2 separate regions of the Homo sapiens genome follow, and region 1 is linked to region 2. A link is an interaction called in ENCODE POLR2A ChIA-PET data of the cell type or tissue named here. Cell type or tissue: GM12878. All regions are shown on one strand. Each heading gives the region's core, and the rest is flanking DNA. Links, peaks and the distances in the headings are about the cores only. Region 1 overlaps MYO1F (myosin IF). Region 2 overlaps HNRNPM (heterogeneous nuclear ribonucleoprotein M).

Evidence for each region. ChIA-PET counts read pairs that join two places held together with the same protein. Peaks named below come from ENCODE experiments on the same cell type or tissue, not always from the same donor. Only the 100,000 strongest peaks of a DNase experiment are listed, where the experiment ranks them.
Region 1: POLR2A ChIA-PET joins it to region 2 with 5 read pairs; 12 of 35 experiments call an interaction of 5 or more read pairs at or near these places.

The regions. Positions count from the first base shown.
Region 1 is chr19:8,567,548-8,570,456 of GRCh38, reverse strand. All of the region lies in intron 1 of MYO1F (myosin IF), which reads left to right. Among named protein-coding and RNA genes, the nearest start is that of MYO1F, 8.4 kb to the left of the region's middle. RefSeq lists an enhancer at 1,219-1,308. In GM12878, for the core only: no CTCF peak of the experiment used is centred there; a DNase peak (open chromatin) is centred at 1,146; H3K27ac peaks cover 871 bases.
Region 2 is chr19:8,447,314-8,450,222 of GRCh38, reverse strand. All of the region lies in intron 1 of HNRNPM (heterogeneous nuclear ribonucleoprotein M), which reads right to left. Among named protein-coding and RNA genes, the nearest start is that of HNRNPM, 3.8 kb to the right of the region's middle. In GM12878, for the core only: no CTCF peak of the experiment used is centred there; no DNase peak of the experiment used is centred there; H3K4me3 peaks cover 1,913 bases; H3K27ac peaks cover 852 bases.

The DNA.
Region 1 (2,909 bases), core at 135-2,634, 120 kb before region 2:
AGGCAGAGGTTGAGCCAAGGTCATGCCACTGCACTCACAGACTGAGCAACAAGAGCGAGACTCCATCTCAAATAAAAAAAAAAATGTGGCTGGGTGCAGTGGCTCACGCCTATAATCCCAGCACTTTGGGAGGCCGAGATGAGTGGATTGCCTGAGGTCAGGAGTTCGAGACCAGCCTGGCCAACATGATGAAACCTGGTCTCTACTAAAAATACAAAAATTAGCCAGGCGTTGTGCACGCCTGTAATCCCAGCTACTTGGGAGGCTGAGGCAGGAGAATCACTTGAACCTGGGAGGCAGAGGTTGCAGTAAGCCTAGATCATGCCGCTGCACTCCAGCCTGAACAACAGAGCAAGACTCCATCTCAAAAAAAAAAAAATGTATTAGCCAGGCGTGGTAGTATGCACCTGTGGTCCCAGCTACTCAGGAGGCTGAGGCAGGAGGATTCGCTTGAGCCTGGGAGGTCAAGGCTGCAGTGATATCAAACCACTGCCTTCCAACCTGGGCAACAGAACAAGACTCTGTCCAAAAAAAATAACAGGCACCTTGACCACAGCCTCCTGTCCTCCTAAGCAATGAGAGGCCAGCAGGACTATGTGCTGACCCCACATGGCCTGGGCTGTCTATCCCTCCAGGACCATGACCCTCCATTCCAAACAGACTAGAATCCTGGTGTCCACCACACACCCAAGGCCTCTCTGGCTGATGTCTCTTGCAGCCACCACTGATGCTGCCTGGAAAGTTCATGTTGCAAGACGTGCCTTCTACAGGAAGCCCTCTCACCTCTCCACAGTACTTTCCAGCCATGGTCTCCTCTGGGCAACTGAGACACCACTTGGGGAACACCGAGCCCCCCAAGGGCAGGTTCTGGGCCTGGTCCACCTAAGCCTGGTCTCCACCTACCTCCATGCACAGTAGGGGCCCAGGAAGTGTGTTCCCTCCATGGCACACATCCCCCAGCCCCATAGGCACCATCACCTTCACCACAAACAGCCCCTCCCTGGTGTGATACCAGGAAGGTTGTCCCCGCCTGCCCTAGTTCTGCCTTCAGCCTTGGGGTAGAGAGACCTCTCTGAAGAGCTGAAGGAAGAAGCTACCCGTCCTTCCTACCCCACCCACCTCAAGCCCCTGACTGCCTTTCACAAGAGCTCCAGCAGGTTGAGTCATATTCAGCTTGTGGTCAACTGTGACCACAAGCTCTTCGTTGCATCCCCACCCCCAAGGAAGAGACTTACAAACAAACAGTTTTGACTTGACCCATGGAGACTTGGAGGCCACAGAATGAGAGAGATATCTGGGAGACAGGGCAGGGGGCAGTCTCATCCCAATAGGACTTCATTCATTCATTCATTCATTCAACAAGTATGTATTGACCAGGCTTTCTGTCCAACACTGATGCCTTAAATCCTCTCAAGGTCACAGATGACATTTCCTGAGGCATCTCGGCGCATTTTTTCTCTTTGTTCGCTCCTGTACTTGTTTCAGAGACCCCACACAAGGGTCATTATGGAATCCATTTGGTTATTTGTTGTTGTTGAGATGGAGTCTCGCTCTGTTGCCCAGGCTGGAGTGCAATGACGTAATCTTGGCTCACTGCAACCTCCACCTCCTAGGTTCAAGCAATTCCCCTGCCTCAGCCTCCCGGATAGCTAAGACTACAGACACCCGCCACCACGCCGGGCTAATTTTTGTATTTTTAGTAGAGATGAGGTTTCACCATGTTGGCCAGGCTGGTCTTGAACTCCTGACCTCAAGTGATCTGCCTGCCTCGCCTCCAAAAGTGCTGGGATTACAGGCGTGAGCCACCATGCGCGGCCAAATCCACTTGCAAAGAGGAGAAACTGAGGCTTGGAGAAGAGAAGTGACCTCCCCAGAGTCACACAGTCAGTCAACTGTCAAGCCAGGCTTTGACCCCAATCCATCACATGCCAAAATTCTCGACTATCCTCCCCACACGATATTCACTTGAGCAAAACCCTCTCTCCCTTCGATGCAAACAGCCTGTGATTAATTTTTTTTTTTTTTTTTTTTTTTGAGACGGAGTCTCACTCTTTCACCCAGGCCGGACTGCAGTGGCACCATCTCAGCTCACTGCAAGCTCCGCCTCCCAGGTTCACGCCATTCTCCTGCCTCAGCCTCCCGAGGAGCTGGGACTACGGGCGCCCGCCACCGCACCTGGCTAATTTTTTGTAGTTTTAGTAGAGACGGGGTTTCACCGTGTTAGCCAGGATAGTCTCGATCTCCTGACCTCGTGATCCACCCACCTCGGCCTCCCAAAGTGCTGGGATCACAGGTGTGAGCCACCGTGCCCGGCCCAGCCTGTGATTTTACAGGTGGCTGGAGCATGGAGTGTCTGAGGGCCTCTAGTGCCTGGGGCAGGATAGAGAGGGAGAGAATGGTCAGAGAAGAGGGCCACTCTGCCAGATGAGGAAAGAGGGGAAGGGCAGGAAGAGGAACCAAGTCGTCAGAGCCGGGAGAGCCAGGAGGGCTGATGGGCCTAGCCAGACACAGCTGACCCCAGTGAGGGGAAGTGGCCTGGGGTCTTAGTTCAGCCTGAGTGGCCTGGCAGGCTGAAGCCTGCACTGGCCCCCAAAGGGGAAATTGTAGACATGACCCATCTTCTCCCCAACCCATCCTCATCTGACCTCAGCAGCAACCCCGGCGATCTCTGATACAGACCAGCCTGGGGAAGGACAGCTTCGTGGGTCCTCCCCAAGGTCCTCTCTGCACTGCTGTGTGTCCTTGAAGAGGACACTTAACCTCTCTGTGCTGTAGTTTTCTCTTCTATAAAATGGACCCAGGATGGGTGCGGTGGCTCACGCCTATAATCCCAGCACTTTGCGAGGCCGAGGTGGGAGGATCACCTGAGGTTGGGAGTTCGAGATGAGCGTGCCCAACGCGGTAAAACC
Region 2 (2,909 bases), core at 227-2,726:
CAAGGACCCCTCTGCCCGTGTGAGAACCATCCCTTATATAAAGTGATTCTTCACAGAAATCCCTCAAGTCCTGCGCTGCTCTAATGCATGTAAGGTGTGGAGAGCACTATTCACAGCACCATTCCAGCTCCAAGGCCACCACTGAACTACCCACATGACTCAAGCTCTTTCTGTCTCTAGCGCTTTACCAGCAAAACCAGCGCAACCTGTATGCATGGTAGCTCAGAGGGACACTGTGACAATCAACAAAGAATGGCAAAACAAAAAGCAGCTCATCTAGGGAAGCAGTACTGCATGTGGCTAAGAGCTGGGGTCACCATGTCGTCACTAGGCCTCGGTCCTATGGAGGCTACTACCTACACGCTTACAGCTTTAAAAGAGACTCTTAGGCCGGGCGCGGTGGCTCACGCCTGTAATCCCAGCACTTTGGGAGGCCGAGGCGGGCGGATCACGAGGTCAGGAGATCGAGACCATCCCGGCTAAAACGGTGAAACCCCGTCTCTACTAAAAATACAAAAAATTAGCCGGGCGTAGTGGCGGGCGCCTGTAGTCCCAGCTACTTGGGAGGCTGAGGCAGGAGAATGGCGTGAACCCGGGAGGCGGAGCTTGCAGCGAGCCGAGATCCCGCCACTGCACTCCAGCCTGGGCGACAGAGCGAGACTCCGTCTCAAAAAAAAAAAAAAAAGAGACTCTTAGCACACAGTGAGGCAATGATGTATTTTTCTACCAATAATTTTATTGAGAAGGGTAGAGAGGGGGACTGATTCACTCCTAGCCTTCTACTGTTCAGGCTTTAAAACTAGCAAACCAGAGCCAAGGCTGAGAAAACCTAGGCATCATAATCATTACAGACTAGCAAAGGGACAATTTAGCTTTCAACCCTATGACTGCAAAATATGGTAATGGGGAAGTCCATTGGAGAACCCCCCCTCCCAAAAAAACAAGCAAGCTAATCTTTGCAGGCTAGTATCTCTTTCCCTAACCAGAATAAAATCAAAGAGCTGAGTGAAAGCAAAGGCCTGGCAGCATGCATTCAAATAATCCAAAACCCTGTCTTCTAATCTTGAGCTCACAATCTGACGTGTCTCCAAAATCCTTTTTGAATAAACAATCACTCTTTAAAGTACAGCAAACACTCAAATGCATTGTATAGAGAATCTGATTTAAATAAAACAATTCAAACGGCTGTTTACTGAGTGGTTACCAAGGTAGTATCATGAAAGCAGCAAGCTGCCTGGGAGTCAGGAGGGCCTCCCCTGGAGTCTTTAGGTCAGGTTCCTGAACCTGGGTTTAAGTGTTTAAAACGAAAGTTTTCTTGATTGTCAAATGGAGTCAACTCTAACAGTACCTCCTCAGGAATCTACCCTAAATATATATTTTTATTTTTATAAATAACCAATCCATCTGTTTCTTATTCACCCACAAAATTACTCAGGAAGGGGCCAGGTGTGGTAGCTCACGCCTATAATCCCAGCACTTTGGGAGGCCAAGACGGGCGGATAACGACGTCAGGAGATCGAGACCATCCTGGCTAACAGAGTGAAACCCCATCTCTACTAAAAAAAAATATTAAAAAAATTAGCCAGGCATGGTGGCGGGCGCCTGTAGTCCCAGCTACTCGTGAGGCTGAGGCAGGAGAATGGCGTGAACCCGGGAAGCGGTTCACGGAGCTTGCAGTGAGCTGAGATCGCGCCACTGCACTCCAGCCTGGGCAACAGAGCGAGACTCCATCTCAAAAAAAAAAAAAAATTACTCAGGAAGGGGAGCAGGTTAAGTCATTTATTTTATATATGATACTACATTTAAAAAAATTTTAAAAACCTATACATTCCCCTAAAATGAACTTTTTTTTCCCTGACTATACCCTAACTCTGAATCTTTGCTGACTTTAATTGGAACAGACTTCTCATCAAAATTAAGCAAATCCTATTCTCACACCCAGGAGAGAAGTAACTGCAAAACAAGATTTCCAACCTGGGTTCCCAGATCAAGCTTGCTAGCTCACTGCATTTGTGGTCTACTGCACACTCCACTCCTGGTAGAGAAAGAATTCCAAAGAACCAAGTTTCTATTTTTCTCCTGTCTCTCAAAGGCTTTCAAGATAAAAATCCAAATTCACTGCCCATCAGCTGGCTGCCAGTGCTCCAACCTTAAAACTCTATAGCAACTTCAGTGTTCTTGTTTGTTTGTTTGTTTGAAGAAGGAGTATCGCTCTGTCGCCCAGGCTGGAGTGCAGTGGCCCAATCTCGGCTCACTGCAAGCTCTGCCTCCCAGGTTCACGCCATTCTCCTGCCTCAGCCTCCCCAGTGGCTGAGACTACAGGAGCCCGGCACCACGCCCGGCTAATTTTTTGTATTTTTAGTAGAGACGGGGTTTCACCGTGTTAGCCAGGATGGTCTCTATCTCCTGACCTCGTGATCTGCCCGCCTCGGCCTCCCAAAGTGCTGAGATTACAGGCGTGAGCCGCCGGGCCCAGCCTGTTTTGTTTTTTCTTTTTTTTGGTAGAGACAGGGTTTCACCATGTTGCCCAGGCTGGTCTTGAACTCCTGAGCTCAAATAGTCCTCTCACCTCAGCCTCCCAAAGTGCTGGGATTACAGGTGTGAGCCACTACACCCAGCACAACTTCAGTTCTCGATAAAGCATACACTCAAATCTCTGCTCTTTGGATACTCTCTTCCCTGCCCCTCCCCAACCATCTTCTTCTCCTCCACTTCCACACGTCTTCCTGTCATGGAGGAACAGGTCCCTGCCCCCAGCAGGTGGCGGAGGTCACCTCCTCCATTCTTTCTACCAAGCAACTCCACTAACTTCTATCACAGCATAATTACCTTATGTTATGGTAATTACATAACATACATAACATACAAATATGTTAATGGCCTCTCCACTCTGCATGGAGTGCAAAAGT